Linked DNA regions of Homo sapiens: region 2 is linked to region 1. The links are chromatin contacts, found by Hi-C or POLR2A ChIA-PET in ENCODE. All regions are on one chromosome and are shown on one strand. The core of a region is the stretch at or near the end of the contact, and the rest is flanking DNA. Distances in the headings are between cores, read along the strand shown.

Region 1 (6,647 bases), core at 2,454-4,953:
TATCTGGGCGTGGTGGCGGGTGCCTGTAATCCCAGCTACTTCATAGGCTGAGGCAGGAGAATTGCTTGACTCCAGGAGGCAGAGGTTGCAGGGAGTTGAGATCATGCCATTGCACTCCAGCCTGGCCAATACAGTGAGACTCCGTCTCAAAAAAAAAAAAAAAAAAAAAAAAGGCCAGGTATGGTGGCTCACCCCTGTAATCCCAGCAGTTTGGGAGGCCGAGGCAGGTGGATCACGAGGTCAGGAGATTGAGACCATCCTGGCTAACATGGTGAAACCCCCGTCTCTACTAAAAAATACAAAAAAATTAGCTGGACATGGTGGCGGGCGCCTATAGTCCCAGTTACTCAGGAGGCTGAGGCAGGAGAATGGCCTGAACCCAGGAGCGAAACTTGCAGTGAGCTGAGATCGCACCACTGCACTCCAGCCTGGGTGACAGAGCAAAGACTCCTTCTCAAAACAAACAAACAAACAACCAAAAAAGAATTATACATTGCATGACCAGAACAACAAAAACAAAAGAATTGGCCAGGCATGGTGGCTTATGCCTGTAACCCCAGCACTTTGGGAGGCCCAGGCGGGTGGATCACAAGGTCAGGAGTTTAAGATCATCCTGGCCAAGATGGTGAAACCCCATCTCTACTAAAAATACAAAAATTATCTGGATGTGGTGGTGGGCGCCTGTAATCCCAGCTACTCAGGAGGCTGAGGCAAAGAATTGCTTAAACCCAGGAGGCGGAGGTTGCAGTGAGCCGAGATTGTGCCACTGCACTCCAGCCTGGGTGACAGAGTGAGACTCCGTCTCAAAAAAAAAAAAAAAAAAAGAATTATACATTGCATATTAGAGTGTGTCCTCTAATCTTTCCTAAGTGACCTTGTAAAATGTGAGGACTCTTGTATTTGAAATATGGCAGATACACAGATCTAACAGCAGTGTTCTTCTAGTTTACTGTAAAGTTAGCCTGAATCATTCTGATTCATTTACGGTGGCTTCTACTATATGCTATTTACATTTGTTCAACACACATGTATAGTTGAACCATAGATATCATTTGAGCACCTATTCTCACATTTGGAAGATGGTACCTTTTGTTTCATTTGCTTTTTCTTTAATTTCTTTATTTTTTTCCATTTTTTTGTTTTTTTATTTTTCTTTTTTTTTGATGAAGATGGTCCTTTTTAACACTGTGCTGGACGTTCCATATGAGATCAATAAATACTAATTAAATTTGAAGATTGAGGATAGGATTAGCTTTTCAAAGGGTGGATCTTGAGACTTATAATAAGTCTGAGAATGGATTATAGATACTCCACCCTAATAATGCTATAAATACTTCTGGTGGTGGTTTCTAGGCTTGATCAGCTTAATGATTCATTTTACTTGCAATGATCTTTTTCAGTTGTTTGCCTGTGTGTGCTTTAAAAAGGACAAAAATAAGTTTGGAGGAAAAAAAATTTAATTGCTTTCAAATGTTCCAATAAATTCAAACCCATATACTCTTGCTCAAGAATTTCCTTGCTAGGTTATTACATACTTTGCCAAATCTCTCTAGCTTTCTCCTGTTTTCTTAATCTTAGGAACTATGGAAGATTGTAAGTGTTGCTGGCTGGTCAGAAAATGTAAATGTTTTCAAACAACTTAAACATTTACATGTCATGAGAGATTTTTAAAAAATCAGATATCCACTCATAAAAACAGCTACAGGTTTAAGAATCAGCAAAAAACCATCTTAGGCCCCAGAAGAGAAAGAGTATATATATTTTTCACATTCTTATTTAAATAACCATCTGTTATCTGCAAATGTAGTTCCTACTGAGAACATCCCAATAAAAGGCCGGTCTGTGACTAAGGAAATACTCCAACTAACGATCCACTGATAGGCAAAGAAATATCAACAAGGCCAGGAGGCCTCATCGGTCGCTATCTAACAGACCTGGTAACAGCAGCAGTACCAGCTAGATGGCAAAGGAGCAGTGGTTGTGCCCAAACCATTACAAGTTTGCTAGGATTATTTCAGTCCATCTAGCAACTCACTCCAGGTGGGCAGCATTTAGGCTGGATTCTATGCAAACAGAACACAACAGAATACACTGGCAATGAGGGGTGCCCTTGTGTTCCAGATAATAGAAGCTTTGAATTCTTATACCCTAAAATTTTAGTGTTTCTGTAATGGATCTACAGTGTTTTGCTGTATAACTTGAAAACTAAGACAGACATAAAATCTTTAAAAGCTTAGAAAGGGAAAAAGGAAAAAAGTCTAGAAATTTTTTTTTTTTTTTTTTGAGTCTTGCTCTGTCACCCAGGCTGAAGTGCAATGGCGCCATCTCGGCTCACTGCAACCTCCACCTCCTGGGTTCAAGCGAGTCTCCTGCCTCAGCCTGCCGAGTAGCTGGAATTACATACAGGCGCCTGCCACCATGACCGGCTAATTTTTCATTTTTAGTAGAGATGGGGTTTCACCATGTTGGCCAGGCTGGTCTCGAACTCCTTACCTCAGGCGATCCACCCGCCTCGGCCTCCCAAAGTGCTGAGATTACAGGCATGAGCCACCGCGCCCGGCTACATTTCTTTAAAATTTCTCAAGTTAAAAGTAAATAACTGTTAGAATGGTTACATCCAATATTTACAAGCAGAATGTGTTTCCTGAGAATTTGCCCTTTCATTTAAGGTTGCAGTAGTGCTGCCACCATGTTTTCACACGTGATCAAATGTATCCCATTGGAAAACCGTGTAATCTTGTTCGGAAATCTTCCTCAGGCTTTGGCATCCTGTGGGTGTTCTGCCAGAGAACTTTAATCCAAATCATAAACTTAAGTCATAGGTACTAAAAAAGAAACTTCTGGTCTAGGACTTTGAATCTTTTGACTGTTAATAATCAAGAAAGCTGTATTTTCTTTCGTTTAAAAAATAGAGACGACTGGTGGTGGTGGGGGCTGCGGGTGTGTGTGTGGCTCACGCCTGTAATCCCAGCAATTTGGGAGTTTTACGTGGGCAGATCACTTGAGGTCAGGAGTTTGAGAACAGCCTGGCTAACATGGTGAAACCTCATCTCTACTAAAAATACAAAAATTAGCCGAGCATGGTGGTGCATGCCTGTAGTCCCAGCTACTCGGGAGGCTGAGACATGAGAATTGCTTGAACCCGGGACAGGGAGACTGCAGTGAGCCGAGATCATGCCACTGCACTGTAGCCTGGGTGACAGAGTGAGATTCTGTCTTAAAAAAAAAAAAAAAAAGAAAGATTAAAAATAGAGATGGGGGGGTCTCACTATGTTGTTCAGGCTGGTCTCAAACTCCTGGGCTCAAGTGATCCTCCCACCTTGGCCTCCCAAAGTAGAAGCTGTATTTTCAAGTTGGTCAAGTGTTCACCTACTCTGCCTCCAACTGTGATTTCAGTATATACAGGCATCCATAAAGTCTAGAAACAAAGAATCTACGTCATTACAAACATCTTCAATTTGTAAAAATTAGAATACATATAATAGGATAGAGTATAATAGAATAAAGTAGGATAAAACAAAACAAAGTAAAATGAAATAAATTAAACAACACTGTGTCTCCAGACTTTATGAAAATCTTTTTCGTGGACTTGAGGATGTACCGAGCCAGTGGAGTGGCTGGATGAAATGGGAACTCCACCGCAGGAAGTGGTGCTTTTCTCATGCTGCTAATTAAGGAATGTGGAACCCTTCTTTCTGAGTCAGCTTGGCGGTATGTAGAATTCTGTCCTGCTCGGTGCTTACGTGATTATTGCATGAAACTTTAGAAATAAACCAGAGTATCTTGCCACTTAACACTTAAGAGGCCAGAGGTGGTGTGTGTGTGTGTGTGTGTGTTTTTAAATGGTTCCTAATCTTTAAAATGGTTAGTTGCAGCTGGCCTTTTATCAGCTGATCATATTTACAGCAGTCTCAGATGGCACGGTGCCGTCCCAAAAGATTTGGACCATTTAGAAGCTCACATTTTAAGGTACACAGGCTTATCATAGCATTCTGAGGATTCACTAGAATTACATGGCAAGAAAAACTTTTCTGTGGAACTGTTTACTATTCTTATTTTAAATTACTTTTTGGTAAAATAAATGTTAATTTATTTCAAAGGTAATATAAGTAGATTATGAAAAATAATTAGAGAAAAATAGAAAGTAGAAAAAGGGTCATACATATGCCATTATTGAAAAACAAACATTAAAAAAATTTTTAAATATAACCCATCATAGGATTAAGGGTAAAAAAAGAAAAAAAGAAACAATTTTAATAAAAATTTTGAAATGTATGCGAAAGTAGAGAGAATAATAAAAATAGTGTAATGAGTAACCCCCATATCTGATGCCCAGTTCTAGTTTCTTTTTCTTTTTCTTTTTTTTTTTTTTGAGATGGAGTCTCGCTCTGTCGCCCAGGCTGGAGTGCAGTGGCACGATCTCAGCTCACTGCAATCTCTGCCTCCCGGGTTCACACCATTCTCCTGCCTCAGCCTCCTAAATAGCTGGGACTACAGGCACCCACCACCACGCCCGGCTAATTTTTTGTATTTTTAGTAGAGACGGGGTTTCACCGTGTTAGCCAGGATGGTCTTGATCTCCTGGCCTCATGATCTACCTGCCTCGGCCTCCCAAAGTGCTGGGATTACAGGCGTGAACCACGGTGCCTGGGCAAGTTCTAGTTTCAAGATGTTAACCACCTTTGGTTCAATTCTCTTGTTTTTTTATTTACTAAAGTATTATAAATTCTCCTATGTCATGTCATTCTTCTATATCCTTCAGTATACATCTTTAAATATATATATAATGCATATTCTGTAATAATCCGTGCCATTATTACAGCTAATGAAATAAAATTTTTTTGTTTTCATATAATATTCAGTCTGTACTAAAATTTTTCTGATAAAATCAATTTAAATATTTTTATGTATATTACATCCTTTTTTCGTTACTAATAGAAAAAATTAGAGTTCATTAAAAATACAACTTTGCATCTCGGTTTTTTCATTTGCTATTATAAATATTTCCCAATGGCCTATTTTTCAAAGCTTTCTAATTCTAAAATGGCTGTATGTAATCGTGTGGGGATACATAACTTGGATGACTAACCACTCCTTTATTTGTGTCCCTCCACACATGCATGGAGAGTGAACGTGTATTGCTCTCCCCCTCGTAGTAAATCTTGTTACCACGAAGATCTTTGTTCCTAACACCTTTTCCTACATTAGGGCTGTTTCCTTAGGATTGATTCCAGGAGTGTTATTGCTGCATCCAAATGTATGAACATTTGTAAGGCCCTTGACTTGTCTCATTGAGTTGTTTACAAAAGGACTGTACCAATTTACACTTCCACTTACAAAGGATGAGAGAGCCTCTATTAAAATGTTTAAAGGCCGGGCTTTTCAGAGCTCTTATAAATCATTGGCTATAAGAGGCTGACTTAGGTTTGTCATATGGTCATAGTCATCTCAAAATAAATAAATACGCATTTTCTATAGCTATAAAAACATGGCATGCGCAGACTGCCAAACAACCACAAAGTAACTTTGATTAAAGGAGGAAACTGGTCTACTTGTTGAAAATGTGGTAATGAGATAGTTTCCACCCAGCCGGGAAGCGTGGCCCGGAGGGGGAGGGGAGCCTGCATTTCTTCATGCCTCTACCCATCCTGAAGAAGGTAGAAAGGAACAGGTCAGCGTTCTCTTCCTTTACTTTGTAATTTTTTTTTAAGCTGAATATTTAATTTGTTTCCATATGCCTGAGTTGATGATGCCAAAATACGGTTGAAAACTAGCAGAAAACTTCTCGTGGCAAGGGTTTCCTGTAAACAAACCCCATAGTACTGGGTAAGAGAGGATTAGGGCAGAGCCATTTTAGCTGCGACTCCCAATTCTATTTTGTTTCCTTGGGGACATGCTGTTTTTATTTGTGGGCTTCAAATAAAACTGCTGCAGAAACTGTTTATTTCTGTTCAGAGCATTCTTATTTTCTTTAAGGAATATATCAGTTACAAATCTTTGTAGAAAGTTCAGCTGTATTGGTTTGGAGAAGTTTATGTGTCAGTTTTTTTTTTGAGTCAAGAAGAAAGGAAAAACTCAACTACTGTTATGTTTATATGAGGACAAAAAAAAAAAAAGGAAGTTGATAAGAAAATACTTAGCATGACAGTCTTTAAAATCCAGCATCTGAATTTTTAATTCCTCACTCCCCTCCTTTTTTAAGAAACAGTACAGGAAAGATGGTCTTATTATCCTTGTTCGCATTTCACTGTTTTCACCCCACTCAACCAGGACGAAGTCATTCCTCAAAGCAAGTAGGAACAAAACATAATCTCTTAAGATATTTTTAAGAGGACATGCTGACTTGGTCTTTGTAAAAAAAAAAAAGTCAACAAAATGTGCTAACCACATTAAAAAAAAAGTTGTTAAAGGAGCCAAAGGGATTAGCCCTCATTGAAGGGCTGTATGAGAACAGGAAGCCTTCCGGGGCGAATCCTGGCTAACGTCATTTTGGCGGACGTTTATTGCGTATCGCCATGTGCCAGGCACCGTTTTAAGGCTTCATGGTGATGAGGGCATTTAACCCTCGGGACACGCCCATTCTGCAGGTGAGGCTGGGAAGAAGGTGAGGCCAAGGCCCGGCTCTCCCAGCGGCTGAGGGCGGCGGC
Region 2 (6,647 bases), core at 1,485-3,984, 450 kb before region 1:
AGAGACAGGGTTGCGCCATGTTGGCCAGGATGGTCTCAAACACCTGACCTCAAGTGATCCACCCACCTCAGCCTCCCAAACTGCTGGGATTACAGGCATGAGCCACAGCGCCCGGCCTAATCCTCACTTTAGATTGTACCATATATATTCCTTGCCTAGTTATAATTTTCTCATTGCAAGAATGAATATGCAGGAAATATTTTCTATTCCATGTTCTATTATATTACATATAAATATTTCATAAAACTATAACATCACTTATACAGCAGAAGAGACAGTAGAAAGTATGAAAATAGAAAAGTTAAAAGTCTAAACTCTGGACTTGAGTTTGCGAGGGTTAAGTCCTCATTCTCCCACTTACTAGAAGATGATCTGTATTAGTCAGCTTGGGCTGTGGTAACCAAAACACCACAGACTAGGTGGCTTAAACAACAGTCATTTTTGTTTTCTCATAGTTCTGGAGGCTGGAAGTCCAAGATCAAGGTTCTGGCCGATGCATTTCTGGTGAGACCACTCTTTCTGGCTAGCCAACAGCTGCCTTCTTGCTGTGTCCTCACACGGTTGAGAGAGAGACAGAGAGAGCTCTTTGGTGTCTCTTTTTATAATGACACTAATTCTATCAGATCAAGGTCCACCCTTCTGATTTCATTTAGCCTTGATTCCTTAGAGGCCACATTTCCAAATGCAGTCATATTGCACGTTAGGGCTTCAACACGAATCCAACACGAATTTTGGAAGGACACATTTCAATCCATAGCATGATCTTAAGTGAGGAGTTTAAGTTCCCTGGGCTCAGGTTCTGCATCTGTAAAATGGGGACAATAAAAATACCTGCCTCGGCCGGGCCCGGTGGCTCACGCCTGTAATCCCAGCACTTTGGGAGGCCAAGGCGGGCGGATCACGAGGTCAGGAGATCGAGACCATCCTGGCTAACACGGGGAAACCCCGTCTCTACCAAAAATACAAAAAATTAGCCGGGCGTGGTGGCAGGCGCCTGTAGTCCCAGCTACTCGGGAGACTGAGGCAGGAGAATGGTGTGAACCCGGGAGACGGAGCTTGCAGTGAGCCGAAATGGCGCCACTGCACTCCAGCCTGGGCGACAGAGCCAGACTTCGCCTCAAAAAAAAAAAAAGAAAAAAAATACCTGCCTCATCGGGTTCTGATAAGGAAGCTGTGAGTTAACACAGAGAAGCATTCAGAGCAATGGCTGGCATAAGGTAGGCGCTACAAAAATATTAGGTATTACTACTGCTAATGTATGGTCCATTTTATTTACTGCTTATACTAACAGCTTATCTCTATTCCTCAGCTGCTGTGCACCAGCCACCCAGTTATACAACACATGGGCCACACCCTTCTAATCTTCACAGGAGCTCCACGCAAGGAATCTATTATGGTCCTTCCCTCCACCCCTCACTTCTCAGACACGGAGCCAGGGCTTATGCATATGGCCAGGGTGAGCCAGAGGGGAGCCCAGGCAGAGGGCTTGCGCTATTTCACCACCACAGACGAATTTACTCACGTGCTTTTCAGAAATGCAGATCCCTAGGTGACACCTGGCTACAAACACGAGGAGAACATCCCCAAGTCCAGGCACTAGAGCAGGGCCCCTCAATATCAGCACTAGCGACCCTCAGCAAAGCAGACAATTCTTCGCTGGGGGAAGGGGGCGGTCCTTGGCATTGCAGGGTATGTAGCAGCGTCCCCAGCCTCTACCCACCGGATACCAGTGCACGCCCCCCAAAGCTGAACCGTGACTATCAAAACTGCATGCAGGCATTTCCAAATGCCCCTTCGGGGCCAAAATCGCTCCTGACTCCAGAAACGCTGTGCTCCACTTATTGTGAGGGAGAAACAAAGAACAGCATATTTCCAAGGAGAAAACGTTTAGCAAAGCAATGTAAGTCATCGAGGAATAGGACAAGATATCCAAAATATGAAATATAGATATATAGTCCTGGAAAATTGGTACCAAAATAAAATACCCTAAACATTGTAAATATGTTATATATATAGTGTGTGTGAGATAGATAGATAAAGTAGATGATAGATAGATAGATAGATAGATAGATAGATAGATAGATAGATAGATAGATGATAGATAGATACTCATCATAAAGTTGAAATATTGTCAGTCGAACCATCATGAGTTGAGTTTGGGACATCTATATCACTAATAGCTACTAGGTGCTCGCCCTGCCAGGCACTTTCCCATCACATTTACCCCTTCGCACGGTACCACGATGTATCAGGACATGCCACTCAACCTCTCTGTGCTCCGGCTTCTCATAAGACAACTGGGAAAATAAAAGTACCTAACTCAGAGAGTTGTTGGGAGGACCAAGAGAGGCAAATATATGCAAATCAGAACTGCTCAGCACAGAGAAAACACTCTAAATGTGTTTATTATTGCCACCATTATGAATACTGTCATTTTCCACAAGAAAGATACTTTCAGAAGGGTCAAGTGCTTTGCCCAAAGCCTCACGATCGTGGGATTTTACGGATGCCTGTCTCACTCCAGATCTCTTGTTCTCAAGAGGAGAGAGGGGAACCCCAGAGATGCAGGAGAGCGAGACTGCGGAGGGCAGCCTCCACCCACCTCCGGTGGGGCATCTGGGCTTGCTTCTGAATAACCAGCTGGAAAGCCTGCCCTGCCCGCCAGTTCTGGGGGAAGGGAAGCTGGAGGCCCAGGACAGTTCTCTTGATTTGCAAGCTCACGAAACAGTGCGTCAGCAAAGCAGTGCCCCTAGAAGGGTTGTGAGTGTATTCAGGTGCCTGGGTGATGGTGGTCTGTGGACTCCGAAGCCTGAGCTATTCCTCCGTCTGAGAATCCGTGGGTTTGGTTGTCTAGGTCAGGGTAGGCAGCAGCCAGGAGAGTTCTGACCCCAGGAGACACTCACTCACTCACCCCAGAAATATCCAAAACAGGGGCTCTCAGCCATGGAAATCACCTAGAGATCTTGAAAGTACCCCGATGCCCAGCCCCACCCCAGAGAATCTGCTGTCATCAGTTTGGCAGGGGCCTGGGCATGGGGATCTCAGAACTCTGTGGGAGGTTCTCACATGCAGCCCAGTCTGGGCATGGGCCCCCATAACACAGGCAGGAGGCGGGGAAGTGAAGGGGCTTTCTCATCTGAACCTCCACAATCAACCCCCAGTGGCAAAGTGCCAAACCCTCAAACACAAGTCTAATTTCAAAAACAACACCCCTCCACCCACCATAGCTTCGTATGTTTAATGTAAAATAAGGTCATAAAGACAAAACACTCATATAATCAGTTCATGAAAGAAAGGGCATTTTAACACCCCATTCAAACTTTTTCTTTTTCAAAAATGAAAGTTAGCTCTTTCAATTGTACGTTTATCATGAAAAACTCTATCTGATTTATTTTTCTCCTTTTTGAGAAATGGGAGAAAACTATTACAGACAAGAATTACTGTCTGAACTGCCTTGAGCCTCAGTTTTCCCATCTATTAAACGGGGATTTAAAAAAAAGTCTCCACCCAAGTCATTCTGGTTTGCCCAGGGTTTTCCAATTTTAACATAAGAGTCCTGTGTCCTAGAGCATCCTCACTCCTGGAAAAAGCTTGAAGATGGTCACCATCACACTATTTTCTATAGGTGTCTGATCATGAGAATCACTGGGGCATTTGCTAAAAATACAAATTCCAGGGCCCCAAATTGACTTTTCGGTGAGAGGATCACAGGAATCAGAAATGTTGCTGGATTCCTCGGTAGAGTCTCACTACCGGGCACCTGTGGGAGAAACTGGCTTCAAAGAGCAAGGATCATACCCGTGAGAGTCCTACTCATGCTAACTCTTGTGCAGTCCTCTTTATGTGCCAGGCCCTGTTCAGGGCACTTTGCTTATATTCACTGGTTTGACTCCATACCAGCCCCTTGAGATGGAGGCTATAATTATCCCCATTTTTACAGATGAGGAAACTGAGGCCCAGCGAGGCTCAGTGATGCTCAGGGATTCCAAACTCCAGAGCCCACATTCCTATCCTATGTGCTACACTGATGTCTACATAGAGCTTCAGCACTGGGCTGGCATACGGCAAGCTCTCCATACAAGTCATATATGGTTATCATTATTACGAGTTCCAGGACCTTTGGGGCACTGAAGGAGTTGCCATCTTCTTGCCAACTGTGAACAGAAGGCTTCATTGCAAAACATCAAAATGCTTCTTTCAGCCTTCCCAGTTGTTTGGACCTAGTCCTGTAGGCTGAATTCATTTCTGCTAATATTGACATCAGCCAATAGATGGCAGTAACCTTTTGCTTTTGTCCCACCCAGATGAATCCTGTTCTTTAAAAGGTTGATGGACAGGCAGGAGCAATTTCACGACACATGCATTATATCTGCTGGTGGAGAGTGACAATATCTGAATCCAGGTTATCACTGAAAAAGACACGCCATTAGATTTTCCTTCTTTCAGGGCCCTTCACCTTGAAGTGGCCGAGAGGCTACTTAGGGTGTGCAATGATCAGAATAATGTAACCCCAACTCTGTGGGAAGAAAAATCTTCTCTCCTACTTCTGTACACCATGCGTCTTCCAGCACCAAGGTTTTTCATAACCTCAAGTGTTGATTCAAAGTAGCTTTGTTAGGATTGAATTTACATTAAATAGTAAGAGCTTTAAAATAAAGCTTGTAATCCTACTGTTAAAATAATTTTAAAACTTGTTAAAAGCTGAATTTAGATAGAGATACTTTGTGTGTATATATTCTTGCATGTGTATATATGAACGTATGTGTTTGCGCGTATCCTTGACTGAGACATTTAACCTGCGTGCCTCAGTTTCCACACCAGCAAAATTGAAATAATAATACCTCTGTCTTGTTGAATTGCTGCAAAGAGCAAATTAGTTTTACTGCAAATAAAGCTCCTAGAAGTTTCTCAACAGATGGTAAGCACTCACCAAATGTTGTTATTGTTATTACTCTATCATTTCTATGATTTTTTAGAGTTGTTGTCATTGTTTTTATACACAGTAGGCTCAAATCCTGGTAAACTTTCTGTAAAGAGCCAGATAGTAAATATCTTAGGCTTTGCAGGCCATAGGTGTCTGTTGCAACTACTCAGTTCTGCCATTATAGCATGAAAGCCATCATAGACAATATATAAATAAAAGGGCATGACTATCTTCCAGCAAAACTTTATTTATGGATGCCAAAATTTGACTTTCATATAATTTTCATGTGTCACATTCTATGATTCTTCTAATTTTTTTCCAACCATTTATAAATTTAAAACTCATTTTTAGCTCACTGGCCTACTAAAACAGGCAGTGAGCTGAATCCAGCCACCGCTGTTCTTTGCCAACCCTGGTCTTGAGGATTCAATATTATATTATTCATAATGTCCCATTAACAGACAGAAGCGATGATCTGATGCAAGTGTGTGAGTCACGGATTTTATAAATAGAAAATAGCACAAAACAACAAGTGTCCTACATGTTTTAACAGTGCTCAGCTTTATTATGTGGTATGATCAGAAGACATACAAAATCCCCAGATTTGGTTATGTATTAAATTCCTGCAAGAGAACACATGGTGAGATCCATGACCCTTTTTTTGGCCTCCTCAATATCTAATTGCTCAATGCGTCTACTACCAGGGAATAAAAACTCACACCAATGGCGAGAGATCCACAAGAATCCCTGGTGACTCATTGACTCCTTTCAGCCAGAAATCAAAAGTCCTAATTTTTATTCCGAGAGCCACTAGAGCAGATAAGCCAGAAGCTAGGTCTTTGGAGATGGGCTACATTGGAATTACATGTGCAAAAGAACTTTAGGTGGCAAGACAGCAGGCCTTTGGAGTGGCTGCAAGAGTCCTTGTGTAGGGATCAGATATACTAGGAGTCAATTCCTCACTGGATGTTTGCCCTTGGTGGGTCTTGGAGGTTCCATTCCTCCTTTTTAAGGGAAGCTAGTAATATGCAGAACATTCCGGTGGTTAGGAGCACAGCCAGACTGTGTTTGAATCTTGCTCATTAACTGGGTGACCTTTGGAAAATGATTTAACCCCCTCGAGTTTCGGCTACCTCATATGAAGAATGAAATCATGATACCTCTATCTCACAGGAGTGCTATAGGACTACATGAGACAATACAGGTGAAGCACTCCAAAATTAGAGCTTGGAATTGAGAACATGCTAAGTAATGATTTGCTATTATCATCATTATTATTATATATCATACATTATTATAACGAAGCTCTTCAGAGGTTTGGTGATGATGTGGTCATGTACCTAGGTCTGTGCCTCATATGTGAGAGATGCTATCAATCGTTATTCCCTCCATTGACTAACAATAATTAAGCTCCCAGTAAATGCAAACACACTGCTAAGATTAGGAGATACAAAATTGGGTGAAGGTAGACACTGCCTTTGACGTCAGGGTGCTTACAATTTCTTGTGGAAGGGAGACATAAATTAAATATTCAACTTTGCCCTTCACCTATGGGACAATAACCACATTAACAGTCATTTCAGAACCATCCTACCCAGCAGTGCCACAACCTGCCATCTCCCATATGATCCCATCTCACGTAATGTTATTAATTACTTTTATTCGACCAGGCGCAGTGGCTCATGCCTGTAATCCCAACACTTTGGGAGGCCAAGGCGGGTGG

What was found. Hi-C counts contacts between places; a loop is a spot of excess contacts on that map. ChIA-PET counts read pairs that join two places held with the same protein, here RNA polymerase II (POLR2A). Pooled maps may share reads with other maps.
Region 2: a pooled map shows a loop between it and region 1 (4-fold over the local background). The contact joins two enhancer-like sites. A Hi-C loop is called at or near these places in 5 of 50 pooled maps. POLR2A ChIA-PET finds 5 or more read pairs at or near these places in 3 of 52 experiments (MCF 10A, Panc1 and activated CD4-positive, alpha-beta T cell).

The regions. Positions count from the first base shown.
Region 1 is chr20:53,608,772-53,615,418 of GRCh38, reverse strand. The region is part of intron 1 of LOC105372672 (a long non-coding RNA gene); the gene reads right to left. Among named protein-coding and RNA genes, the nearest start is that of ZNF217, 18 kb to the right of the region's middle. RefSeq lists enhancers at 4,600-4,649, 6,590-6,647. Within about 2 kb of position 3,703, at least 13 of the 41 ENCODE cell types and tissues checked have a DNase peak (open chromatin) inside an H3K27ac peak, as active enhancers do.
Region 2 is chr20:54,060,563-54,067,209 of GRCh38, reverse strand. The region is part of intron 1 of BCAS1 (brain enriched myelin associated protein 1); the gene reads left to right. Among named protein-coding and RNA genes, the nearest start is that of MIR4756, 4.6 kb to the left of the region's middle. Within about 2 kb of position 2,734, at least 4 of the 41 ENCODE cell types and tissues checked have a DNase peak (open chromatin) inside an H3K27ac peak, as active enhancers do.